Regions from separate parts of the Homo sapiens genome. Here regions 2 and 3 are each linked to region 1. A link is a contact called in ENCODE Hi-C or POLR2A ChIA-PET data. All regions are on one chromosome and are shown on one strand. The core of a region is the stretch at or near the end of the contact, and the rest is flanking DNA. Distances in the headings are between cores, read along the strand shown. Region 1 holds the start of SMAD7 (SMAD family member 7). Region 2 holds the start of ME2 (malic enzyme 2). Region 3 holds the start of SKA1 (spindle and kinetochore associated complex subunit 1).

Region 1 (4,191 bases), core at 867-3,366:
CCGCTCGGCACTCGCGCGGGGGACACGGGGCTGCCCATTCCTAGCGCACTCGGGAGATGCATCCCAAGCGTGCTGGGGAACGTGGGGGATCTGCGGGCGCCCGGGGTGAACCCTCACATCACACTCTGTGTACAGAGACGTAGAGTAAAGGAAGGAATGGAGAAAGCTGAGAGGATAAAAGGAAAGGAGTTTCAGGGTCTCAGCCGAGAAGCCCAGGCCCCAGCGCAGTAAGAGGCGACAACGTCACTGAGGCGCCGGGGCCCCACTAATCTACAGACTTATCTGTGCGGAAGGAAGGAAAAAGTAGGGGACACCCAACTTCTCCTGCCTGTTTGTTCCTCTGCACCCTGGGGCTGGCAGAGTTGAAAGGAGACAGATACCCAGTTCGGCCTTCCATCCAACTCTCTTTGCCCCAAAACTCCAAAGGTGCGCGGCCACGACAGTATCTGGGCCACTGGTGTTCGACGTGATTCTCCGTATTTACTAAAGGAGTAAATACGGAGACCTTCCAGCCTTTATAGCACGCCTCTCCCAGCCTTCCTTGGCGGGCCTGGACCAAATCCAACTCGGCCACACACCTCAACGTCTTTCCGGGTGCGGGGAGGCGTGACCCCCCCACCTCCCTCTGCACCCCCTTGTTGATCCGGAAATGAAGGCGTCTAATTTTTAACCGCAGACTGCAGGAGCAGTGCCCGTAGACCCCTTCGGGGCAACACAGGAGAAAACCTGGAAGGGAACCCCCAGGGAATGCCCTTTGAGTTTCCCCTTGTCCCTTCTCTACTTTCAGCCCCCAGTCTCTTCCCAGGAGGGTATGCACACTCTCCCAGGAGGGTATGCACACTCTCCCAGGAGGGTATGCACACTCCCCCTGGAGGGATGGCTGCACAAACGCACTGCCCTAGGGGCTTTTCTTCCAGCACTGGCGCTCCGGAAAATGTTGGGGGTAGGGGGACAACTTCTCACCTAGTTCGCAGAGTCGGCTAAGGTGATGGGGGTTGCAGCACACCAGCTCGGGGTTGATCTTCCCGTAAGATTCACAGCAACACAGCCTCTTGACTTCCGAGGAATGCCTGAGATCCGGCCACCTGAACACTTTGCACAGCAGGAGGGGGAGCGAGTAGGACGAGGGCGGCTGCGCAGGCTGCGCGCCGGCGGGCGCCCCCGGGCCCAGCCTGCAGTCCAGGCGGCCGGGCAGCAGGAGGCACGCGGTGCGCGTCCCGCCGCGGGACTCCACGGCCTGGAGCAGCAGCTCCAGCTGCCGCTCCTTCAGTTTCTTGAGCACCGAGTGCGTGAGCGCCTTCAGATCCGCCTCGGCGCCCCCGGCCGCGCCGGCGCCCGCGGCTGGCGGGTGGGGATGGTGGTGACCTTTGGCACCTCGCACCGCCTTGCCCAGGCAGCATCCAGCCCTGCCCGGGCCGCCGCCACCGGCCCCATGCGCTCGGCTGTCCGTCGCCCCTTCTCCCCGCAGCTCGCCTCCTCCTCCACCTCCCCCTGCGCCCTCCTCCTCGTCCTCGCCGCCGGGCGCACGGCTCCTCCAGAGACGCCGGACGAGCGCAGATCGTTTGGTCCTGAACATGCGGGGCGAGGAGGCGAGGAGAAAAGTCGTTTGCCTGCTAAGGAGCGAACATGACCTCCGCACACCATGAAGAAGTCGGGCGCCGAGTTGGGGCAGCAGGCGCAGGCGACAGCAGCAGCAGCAGGGGCCCGGGCAGGAGCGGCGGCGGCCCGAGGGGCGCTCCGTGGCATGCGCCAGTCTCCCGGAGGCCGGGGCGCGCGCGGGGGCCCGGGGGCGCCCGCCGGGGATCGGGGGCCTGCGCTCCGGCTGCCCCACCCCGCGCGGCCCGCGCCCTGCGCGGCTCTCCGGCCCCGGCGCGCCCCGGAGGAACCCGGCCGCCGCTTCCCTGGGGACGGCCGAGCCTGCCCCCGTCGGCGCCTCCCCAAAAAGAGGCCCCCCCGCAGTGGCTCCCGAATGTCGGGCTCGCCAGCCTCGGCTTCCTACATGGAAGGTCCGCGGGGGCAAAAAACGAAAGGCGTTCGGCTGGGCTGTTGGAAGAAGGAAAAAGCCTCTTTCCCCCTTGCTAAGCAACTTAATTTGGGGGTGGGGAGAAGCAGGCAATTAAAAAAAAAAAAGCAAGCGATTTATTTTTTTCCTCTATATCCTTAGTAACCGGATCTCCTCGAATTCCGCGCACACGAAGACTCAGGGGAGGGGGCCGAGTGGACTTCACCCCGCATGAGACGTCTGGCAAAATAAGAAGGCTCTCGCAAAACCTAACAACCAAATATGCAAAGCCCCAAATGAAAACCACCACCTCCTCGAACCTCAGAGGTCTGGGGGCGTCCGGCTGGAACTGGGGTTTAAAAAAAGAAAATGTTTACAAAGTATAACAAGATGTTTGATGGGTGGAAAAATGTATCCACGAGTTACATCCCCCCGTTTCCTTGCAAAGCCCCGCTGGTCTTCCTCTCCTTTTCTTCTGCCAAAAAAAAAAAAAAAAATCGTGTATTTTTTTAATCCACAGAAAGCTTTGGCTAGACCGCTTCAATCCTGCGCATCTGGGTGGTTTAGGGGAGTCTCTGGTCTTTCCCCCTGCGCTCCTGGGGGCCCAGGTCCTCGGCGGGGACTTCCTCGAGGCTGGCGCGGGCGCAGGGGCAGAAGATGCTGCGGCGGCGGCTGAGCCCGGCGGGGCTGACAGCGCGGGGGAGGGTGGCGCGGCGGCGGCGGAGGGCCCCAGACGGGTCGCGCGTTCTCGCCCCCCCCGGGCACAAGCTGCTTGCTAGTGCAGGGGCCGCCGATGTCCCTTCCCCTGGCCGCGGCTGGCCGCCGAGGCTCCCCGCATGGGCTGCTCGCCTCGACCCAGCTGCGGCGGCAGGAGGCCCCGGTGTCCTCTCGGCGCCTCCTCCTCCGAGACTCTCCTCGTCGCGCCCGGGAGCCTCCTTGTCCCCGGTCCGCCCTCTCCTGGCGCTCCGGTCCTTCTGCCGCCGCCAGGGGCTCGCCGCGCCGCACTCAGGGGCTCAGGGGCCGGGCGCTCGGCGGCTCGGCGCCGACGGACTGGCTCTGTCTCGGGCAGCTCTCTCCCGCGCGGCGAGCGGACCGAGCACGGCGCCCGGCTGGCTCGGCTGGCGCGGCTCGGGGACAGGATCTTCCGTGCGCCGAGCAGCAAGCGAGTGTGCCCGGGGCTCACCGCCTCCCGCAAGGCCTCCCGCCCCCGCCCCCTTCCCTCCCCCTTCCTCCCCCTTCCCTCCCCCGCCCCCAGCCGCCGCAGCCGCGCCGCCTCCTCCCCGCCCCCCCGCACCCCCCCTCCGGCCCTCTGCTCGGCTGGTTCCACTGCGCAGTGGCGCGCCCGGCTCCGGCCTCGTCACGTGGCCGTCTAGACACCCTGTCGCTTTAAAAAAAAAAAAAAAGCGATTGTGTTTCGCAAACAACAGATCGGGTTTCTAAAAGCTATTTCTCCCCCCAACCCCCCGCCACCGCCACCCCCTCCCGGGTCTGTAGAGGGGGTACCGATGGAGGGGAGAGAGATAGGTGGGGGGCAGAGAAGCTCCCAGAATGGATTGAGCCCCGGCCGGAGCCATGGAGAAATTGGAAAAGCAGGGAGCACCGAGCGGGCTTCGCCGCGAGTTTTGGAGCTGAGCGAGCGGGTCGGTGGCCCGATTTCGACCCGGCTGGGTTTCGCGGTGGCCATCTCGCGCGCGCTCGCCCTAGCGCTTCATTCATTGGTTTTGTTTTAAAGGCCCTGGCGGTGGATCCCTTGGCCGCGCCCGAGGGCAAGGGGAGGAGAGCGCTGTCTCGGTTTAAAAGACATTTATACCGGACTGGACCGAGGCCCTGGGAAGTGTGCGCTGAGGGGAACAGCCGCCGAGGGCGGGGAGGCGGCGTGAATATGACCTCAGCGGCGGCCGCGCGCTCCCTCCCGCCCTCTCAGCTCCGGGCTCCGGTTTCTAGGACTGCCTGGAGAAGTGTGTCTTGTGCACAGCTCTGGAATGCATTTGGCCGGCTGACGAGCTGTGAGGGGCAGCATCCCGGCGGGAGAAGGGGAGCGGGGGTGGGGGCTCGCCTGCGCGCCGCGGGCAGGTTTCCTCCCGGGCCCGGAAGACCTCCGCCACCCGCCACCCTGCCTCCCGGCGCGGGAAGGTTACCCAGCGAGCAGACCTGCCTAGGGCATTCATTTGCATGCAGGCCCTGTTTCT
Region 2 (4,191 bases), core at 798-3,297, 1.9 Mb after region 1:
TGACCAATCACTGTAAGTGGCTAAGGGGAAAGAAATTGTTGTCAGAGCAGACCAGAAAACAGCAGTTTCTACCTCCTTGACAGTAGCGGGTATTTAATAAGGAATAAATTGACTTCAATGTAAGCAAAATAAGTTCCCTCCATGATAGCTCTCTACAACTTTCAATCTGGGATTATTCGAATGTAGGACAAACTGTCCTTAAATTCTTTAAATTGACAAACAATTGTATATAATTATGGTCGGGCGCGGGTGACTCATGTCTGTAATCCCAGCACTTTGGGAGGCCGAAGCAAGCAGATCACTTGAGGCCAGAAATTCGAGACTAGCCTGGGAAACATGGTGAGAAACCCCGGCTCTACTAAAAACACAAAAATCAGCTAGGCATGGTGGCGGGTGCCTGTAATCCCAGCTACTTGGGAGGCTAAGTCAAAAGAATCGCTTGAACCTGCAAGGCGGAGGTTTCGGTGAGTCAAGATCACGCCACCGCACTCCAGCCTGGGCGACAGAGCAAGACTCCATCTCGAAAGAAAAAAAATGTATATACTTTAATGCAATGGGATACAATGTAATGTTTCAATACATTGTGGAATGATCAAATTAGGCTAATATATCCATCACCTTACATGCTTATTTCTTTTTGGTGAGAATATTTTAAATCTACTCTTTCAGCCATTGCGAAATATACATTATGAACTATAGTCACCATGCTGTGCGATATTTCTAAAACTTACTCCTGAAACTTTTTACCCTTTGACCAACATCTCCCCATTCCCCATCTACCCCCCAACACCCCCACAACTGTCTTTCAAAGACAAAAGAATTTCACCTCTACTAATGAAGCATTTATGTAGAAAGACACTGGTAATGTTTAGTTTCCTTCATCCAACCTGCTGCATCTTGTAAGTTCCTGGCAAGCAGAGTTACTTTAGGTCATTCATATTTATAACCTCTCCTTGCCTGCGGTGGTTATTATAGCAACCACACCTATGGATTATCACCTAACTGGAGTTTCCTCCTCACAGGCCCCACCCTTCAATGTTCAGAGAGGGGCGATTGCCCCAGATTTTATTTAATTGTCAGAGTTTAGGAGGGAGCAATTCACTCTTCCCTACTTCCACTCCATCTTCTCAATCCTACATTTCCATCACTTTTAATTTTATTCTGCCTTGCCTCTTTTTTTATATTTTACATCTTATTTTTGAAATTGTCATTACCATGCCTTGTTTTAAGAGTACACAAGCTCATTATAGTAAAGAGTTTTGGGTGATAACATTTTCTGAAATAAGGGTGAAGAAATATCCTCCCATGTCACAACCGTTGGGAGGGCGGGGGTAGGGATGTTGGAAGGCACGGTCCCTGCGGCTTTCAAGGACAAGACAATTAAGTGTTCCGGTGCTTTTCTGAGGCAGAACATTGAGCATCTATTTATGGTGACTGTGACAGTGGAGGTGATTGGTAAATTCACCGCAGGCCAATAACCTTGCCAGCAGCCATGAGGAGTGGCAAAGAATTCTGCAGAAGAGCAAGTCCTAAGCACACAAAACAGCTCGGAAAGTGAAAGCGTCGCTGAAGTGCGGAAGCCTCGCATTTCCTGGGTCCTCTTCTTCCTTCCTTTGCCGTCTCCTGCCCTCCCGTTCTCCCCCTTCCTCTGTGGCTCAGGCAGGACAGACCCCAACTCCCAGCTTCCCTGGCCTCCGCGGGTTCGGAGACTGGGACCCCCGGGCCAGGAGTGCTGGGGGGCGCGGTCGGCCAGCCCCGGCTTCCTTCATGGAGCGGCGGAGCTCCACCTCCTCCTCCGCACTGCACTTCTCACATCCTCAGCATCGCGTCCACGAGGCCGCCCGCCCCGCCTCAGAACCGTAACCTCCAGGAGCTGGGTTGAGGAAGGCGCGGAGGACAGGAACCCCAGCGCCGGCAGCTAAGCCTCCAGACGGAGCCCGCCCCTCCGGCCGGTTCCTGCCTCCAATTGGCCCGCGAGCCCGTCCGTCTCCACCGTGGGCCACGCCTTCCGGGCCCCGCGGCTGGCCGGCTCCTCGCGCCCTCCCCTCTCTCGGCCGCTCTTCGGGCCGCCTCTGCGTGTGGGGCCGCCCGCGCCAGTGTGAGCCTGAGCTGACGGCGGCTCCGGGAGGCTCGCAGAAGGGGAGGGCCGGGCGGCGCGGGAGCTGAGCATCGCCAGGGCGGGCGGCAGGGCGCGGCCTCTCCGCCGGGTGTACCACCTGTCGCGGCGCGAGACCTCTGGTAAGGCCCGGCGCGGTGGGGCCCGGGCGGGGGTCCGGGAGAGGAGCGGGCGCCGGCCTCCCCTGGCCCGGCCCCGAGAGCCCAGCGCTGCCGCGCCTCCGGCCTCCGCGCGTGCGGCCCCCGCCGTTCCCGGCCTGGCGGTGGGGGCTGGGGGAAGGGAAGCGGTCTGCGGAGTCCGGGCTGAGGGCGAGGGACCGGCTACATCGCGGCGACCCAGGTTCCAGCGGCCGCGGCTCTACCCGGCGCGCGATTTCCAGGTTCCTCCGCCGGCTGGTGCCTGGGCGCCCCGCTCTCGCCCGGGAGCGAGGCCCTGGGCCTCCAAACGCCAGCATCTCTTTCTCGCTCTTTCTGCACCCCTCCACAAAAGGACTTCTGTGGCTGGAAACCCTTTGGCAAGCCTATCTCCTTTATTCAGTCGGGCCGAGTTAACGGCAGGAGTTAGGCTGTGTGTGTGGCTCCTCCCTTTAAAAAAAGACTTGCTGCGGGCTGGAGAGTTCTGAGATTGGACCGATTCCGTCTATTATTAAATGCCATCTGTGGACCGGGATTGGCAGGTGTTTCTTTCACGCTGGCGATAACTATCTCTGCATGTGGTGTTACCTAGGTGGTCCTAGGTTTCGACTTTCTTTTTTGGTTCCAGAGATAATTCTAGAAAATTTACGTTGCTTGTGGTGAGAAGCGTGATCAAATTAACACGTGCTTTCTTACAAAACGTTTTATCATCTTCTGTCTGTGGATTTACCTTCCTGATGCTTGTGGCTATCACCTCTAAGCAAAGAGGTTAATAGCATTGCTATTTCTGTTAGTGTTGCAGTTGATAACGATAACAATAGTAGCATGTATTAATTGCTAGTGACAGGCAGAGCGCTAGTTTCTACACGGATTATCTCAAAATAACCCTTTGAGGTTGATACTGTTACTGCCTCCACTTTACAAACCAGGAAACTAAGGTTTAGGTAGGTTAAGTAACTTGCCTAAGACCACAGTTTTAACGTGACAAAGCCTAGATTCAAACTCAAGTGGTCTAACTTCATAGCTGCATCCTCCACCCCCACTCCCTTAAACGTGTATACTCCTTAAGCATTGCTCATGTTGTTAAGCTAATTGCGATGTTGTACCCATAATTTTGATTTTCAATTTACAAATACTCTGTAAATTAGATGAGAGAAACAGTTGTTTTTAAAAACATACATATAGGCCGTTCGCGGTGGCTCACGCATGTAATTCCAGCACTTCTGGGAGGCCGACGTGGGTGGATCACCTGAGGGCAGCTAATTTTTGTAATTTTAATAGAGACGGGGGCTTCGCCGTATTGGCCAGGCTGGTCTCGAACTCCTGACCTCAAGTGATCTACCCACCTTGACCTTCCAAAGTGCTGGGATTACAGGCGTTAGCGACCGCGCCTAGCTCCTAATATGACTTTTATCATGCATTAATAGGAAATGTTGGGCTATGCTTCTGTAGAAATATTCTCTTGAGAATAATATATTTATGCTTAGTAGCTATTTCTGAGAACTGCTTATGGGTGACACCCTTAGAGGGTGTTTATATGTTTTTGTCTTTTAATATATTTATGAAAACAAAATATTCATAAAGGAAAAAACCCATTTACCATTTGGGAACTTCTTTTGTAAAATTAAAAACTTACAGCTATGTATGTATAATCTGTATATTAAGTTAAAAACTCTAATTGATTTTGGTGAATTTCAGACAAACTAGACATATTTTATTCTCTTTAAGACGGAGTTTTGCTCTTGTTGCCCAGGCTGGAGTGCAGTGTTGCGATCTCCACTCACTGCAACTTCTGCCTTCCGCGTTCAAGCGCTTCTTCTGCCTCAGCCTTCTGAGTAGCTGGGACTACAGGCATGCACCACCATGCCCGGCTAATTTGTGTGTGTGTGTATTTTGAGTAGAGACAGGGTTTCACCATGTTTTTCAGGCTGGTCTCGAACT
Region 3 (4,191 bases), core at 703-3,202, 1.4 Mb after region 1:
TTTGCGACTTACAGAGAAAACTTTAGGCACAACTTAAAATATGTATGGAGGCAACTTTAGGCTAAACTTAAGTCTCGAGGATGCAATGTAACTGTCAGGCCTCTGAGCCCAAGCTAAGTCATCATATCCCCTGTGACCTGCACGTATACATCCAGATGGCCTGAAGTAACTGAAGAATCTCAAAAGAAGTGAAAATGGCCTGTTCCTGCCTTAACTGATGACATTACCTTGTGAAATTCCTTCTCCTGGCTCATCCTGGCTCAAAAGCTCCCCCACTGAGCACCTGGTGACCCCCACCCCTGCCTGCCAGAGAACAACCCCCTTTGACTGTAATTTTCCTTTACCTACCCAAATCTTATAAAACGACCCCACCCCTATCTCCCTTAGCTGACTGTCTTTTCGGACTCAGCCCGCCTGCACTCAGGTGAAATAAACAGCCTTGTTGCTCACACAAAGGCCAGTTTGGTGGTCTCTTCATACGGACATGAGTGAAAGTAACTGTCCAGATTACATTTTTTACAAAAGATTTTTTTCAGTCTCCTTCGCAGATGGGAGTGACCAGTGAGAAGCAGATGGAAGCCACTGGGTGTGGCTTCCAGCACAACGCTCTCAAAGTGCTGGTTCTGTTGGCAGTTAAGCCTATTACACATGCCTCTTGCTCGTTTCTGCTGCCTGGGAGAAAGACCTGAGGACAGGGGCTGGCAGCCTGAAGGTCCAAGTGCATAATAATAGCGCAGTGGAGCCAAGGGATGGACAGAACCTGGCGGTGCCACCACTCCAGCCTTGGGTGCTTTTCCCTCCTTTTCAACAGGGAGAATTAAACTTTTGTTTTTCTTATTTTAAATTTATATTTGCTCTTAAGTGGCAGGCCAGGTCTCACTAACAGCTGAACAGACAGGCCTCCGTAACCACTGTTTCAGCACTAGTTAAGTTAAATATTAAAAGCTGAAAGAGCCAGTGTCTTTATAGAAAGGCTGGTATGTAACAAAAGCCCACCAAGAGTTTTGCCCAGGCCTTTCCTGGTCCTTGAAGCATGAGAAAATAAAGAAGGAATTCTTAACAGGACCTGTTCAAGATTAAACAAGTTTTTATTGGGGGTCTGAAGAAACTCCCCCAGACCTCCACAAACAAGTTTATCGGGGGTCTGAAGGAACTGCCCAAACCTTCATGATTTAGCAGGAGACAAGATAAGGGTAATCACCTCTGGCACCTGCAGCCATCTAGATTAAGTAAATTTACTTAAATAAAGACCTTCCTTAGGACTGATCTTAGTTATAGATTAGAAACAGTTAATCATTTACGTCTTTACACACATGCACACTTACATGTAGACAGATAGTTTAGAAGGTATATAAGCTCTGGAAAACTTTGTAATTTTGAATCGATTTGGCGATATTTTCCAGGCCTTTTCCCTGTACCCGGTTACCGAAATAAACTCTTCTTTCCCAGTTCATCATGAGAATAAGCAGCCCAACCCCTGGTTTGGCCCGGGAACACTTACAGAGGCTGTCTAAGACCCAGAAGACAGGGTCACTGTTTCTTCCACACAAACTTAGCTGCTCTTTGGAATTTTCTGGGGTGTTTTTATAAATACTAAGGCTTGTGCCTCATTTCCCCAGTGTCTGATTTCACCGACTTGGGGTGTACTCTAGGCACTGAGACTTGTAATAGCTGCCCCTGGTGACTCTAAGGTGCAGCAAATGTCAAAGACCAGGACTTGGTGACGCCAGGTCCCTGGCTGGGCTGCGGTCAAGACTGCATGACCTGCTGAAATCTCCCCAGACTGGTTAGCGCGGAAAGAGCACCTCCGGGTTACCCTTTCGTCCGGAAGCCCCGCCTTCGCCGTCGCCCCGCCTTTCCCCGGCTCGGCCACCCCTCCTTCCCGCCCAGCTGTGGCCCCGGATGACGCAAACCGGGAACAGCGGCTGAGCCTGCGCTTCGGAAGCATGGATGTGCGCCTGCGCTGCGCTAGGGCGCGGCGGGCGGTTTGAATTTTGCTTACAGAGTCCCGTCTCACCATCCTGGGCTTCCAACGGAGACTGCGGTATCCGCAGCTGGAGACCCAGCGGCGAGTAGCCTTTTGCTCCCGGACGGACTTGAGGTTGGAGTCTGTGTGTTGGGGACCCTGCCTTTGGAAGCGCCCGAGGTAGCTGCTTGGCAGCTGGGGGCCGCGGACCGCGCCGGGCTTGGGGGAGGACGGGGCTGGAGGCTGGGTTGGATGCTTTAGACCCTCCCCTTCTCTCTCACCGGCGGAGTGGGTGGGAAACTGGTTCTTTCCCATTTCTCGGCCTCCTTACCGATCCCAAACTGTAAAGCCCCAACCCCTCACAGCACAGGAAAAATGATTACCTGGGCCCATTTCTTTGACAGTGTAACACATTTTTAAAAAATGTGTCCTTATTTTGCGTGTTTAAAGAAAATACCAATGTTGTCTTTATATACAAATAGTGCGTTTGTCCTCCTGAATCCTTAAGGAAAGGACCCAGGCTTATCCTCTTTCCCCTGGTTTGGGATCCATCGATGGCCTAAGGCTCTAAGACAAGTCAGTACGGTACCGTGGTTAGAAACTGAATGTTGTAGAAATGAAAGAAATTGCTCTTGAATTTTTGTGCTTAACCTTCAAAGACATGTGATTTACTTGACATTGACCATTCTTGGATTTCGAAAGTGAACAGAAATTTGTGTGGCTTTTCTTGTTACGAATATGTTTATGTTTTTTTCTTCAGAGGCTTAAAGGATGGCCTCGTCAGATCTGGAACAATTATGCTCTCATGTTAATGAAAAGATTGGCAATATTAAGAAAACCTTATCATTAAGAAACTGTGGTAAGTAAAACAGATTCCACTGACTTTGTATATACAAAATGCATTTTGATTATTCCACTCTGAATGATATCTTTGCTTGGTTAAGTGACTGCATCTTAGGTAATTTTAGATTTTTGCATAACGATTTTTTAAATAGTCCAATGTCATTTTGAATATTGTGGAGGATACTAAAAATGTAAGGTACATTGAACAATGAACTGAATATTCATTAGAATTATTTACTTATGTTTTTCTGAGACACATAGGCCAATGGTGAGATTTGAAGGTTATGTGGCATCCATGGTTCTACAGCTAAATAGAGATACAGTCATGCGTTCCTTAATGATGGAGATGTGTTCTGACAAAAGCGTTACATGATTTTGTCGTTGTGCAAACATCACATCATAGAATGTACGTAAATGTACACAAACCTAGATGGTATAGCCTACTACATATCTAGGCTATATAGCCTATTGCTCCTAGGCAACAAACCCGTATAGCATGTGACTGTACTGAATACCTTAGGCAAGTGTAACACAATGGTGAGTATTTGTGTATCTAAACATAGAAAAGATACAGTAAAAGATTAAAAATGGAACACCTGTATAGGCCACTTACCATTGATGGAGCTTGCAGAACTGGAAGTTGCTGTGGGTGAGACAGTGACTGTGAGGGCCTAGGACATCACTGTATACTACTGTAGGCTTTATAAGTACTATACACTTATGCTACACTAAATTTATAAAAAATGAAAAACTTTCTTCAATAATACATTAACCTTAGCTTACTATAACTTTTTTACTTAATAAACTTCTTAGTTTGGCTTAGCTTTTTTATTCTTTTCTAATAGCTTAAAACAAATACATTGTACAGGTGTACAAAAATATTTTTATATCTTTATGAGCTTTTTTTCTATTTTTTTTTAACTTTTTAAAATTTTTTTGTCAAAAACGAATACACACACACACACACATTAGCCTAGGCCTATGCAGGGTCAGGATCATCAACATCTGTCTTCCACATTCACATCTTGTTCCACTAGAAGGTCATCGGGGCAGTACCACACATGGAGCAGTCATCTGTGATAACAATGCCTTCTGGAATATCTCCTGAGGGATCTGCCTGAGGCTGTTTTACAGTTAACTTTTTTTTTTTAATAGGTAGAAGGAGTACACTCTAAAATAACAATACAAAGTATTGTATAGTAAATAACATAAACTAGTAACCATTTATTATCAATTATTATGTACTATACATAATTGTATGTGCTGTACTTTTGTAATACTGGCATTAGAGTTTGTTTACACCAGCATCACCACAAACATGTGAATAATGCATTGTACCATGATGTTATGATGGCTCCGATGTCACAAGGCAATAGGAATGT

The links. A loop is a pair of places that touch in the nucleus more often than their neighbours do. ChIA-PET counts read pairs that join two places held with the same protein, here RNA polymerase II (POLR2A). Pooled maps may share reads with other maps.
Region 2: a pooled map shows a loop between it and region 1 (11-fold over the local background). The contact joins the promoter of ME2 here to the promoter of SMAD7 in region 1. A Hi-C loop is called at or near these places in 1 of 168 maps with a recorded cell type or tissue (CD4-positive, alpha-beta T cell), 1 of 37 single-sample maps with no recorded cell type and 8 of 50 pooled maps.
Region 3: a loop to region 1 is called in a map of CD8-positive, alpha-beta T cell, with 6 times the contacts of the local background. The contact joins the promoter of SKA1 here to the promoter of SMAD7 in region 1. A Hi-C loop is called at or near these places in 1 of 168 maps with a recorded cell type or tissue (CD8-positive, alpha-beta T cell), 1 of 37 single-sample maps with no recorded cell type and 5 of 50 pooled maps. POLR2A ChIA-PET finds 5 or more read pairs at or near these places in 1 of 52 experiments (WTC11).

What each region holds. Positions count from the first base shown.
Region 1 is chr18:48,948,849-48,953,039 of GRCh38, forward strand. SMAD7 (SMAD family member 7) reads right to left here and starts at 2,117. Exons shown (of 4, transcript NM_005904.4): 1 at 964-2,117. The coding sequence starts at 1,576. RefSeq lists silencers at 1-14, 1,055-1,374, 2,591-3,290, 3,861-4,191.
Region 2 is chr18:50,877,071-50,881,261 of GRCh38, forward strand. ME2 (malic enzyme 2) reads left to right here and starts at 2,048. Exons shown (of 16, transcript NM_002396.5): 1 at 2,048-2,238. RefSeq lists an enhancer at 1,837-2,338 and a silencer at 1,877-2,436.
Region 3 is chr18:50,373,094-50,377,284 of GRCh38, forward strand. SKA1 (spindle and kinetochore associated complex subunit 1) reads left to right here and starts at 1,953. Exons shown (of 7, transcript NM_145060.4): 1 at 1,953-2,101; 2 at 2,727-2,825. The coding sequence starts at 2,738. LOC105372114 (a long non-coding RNA gene) reads right to left here and starts at 1,785. Exons shown (of 3, transcript XR_935466.3): 1 at 1,502-1,785. RefSeq lists a silencer at 446-740.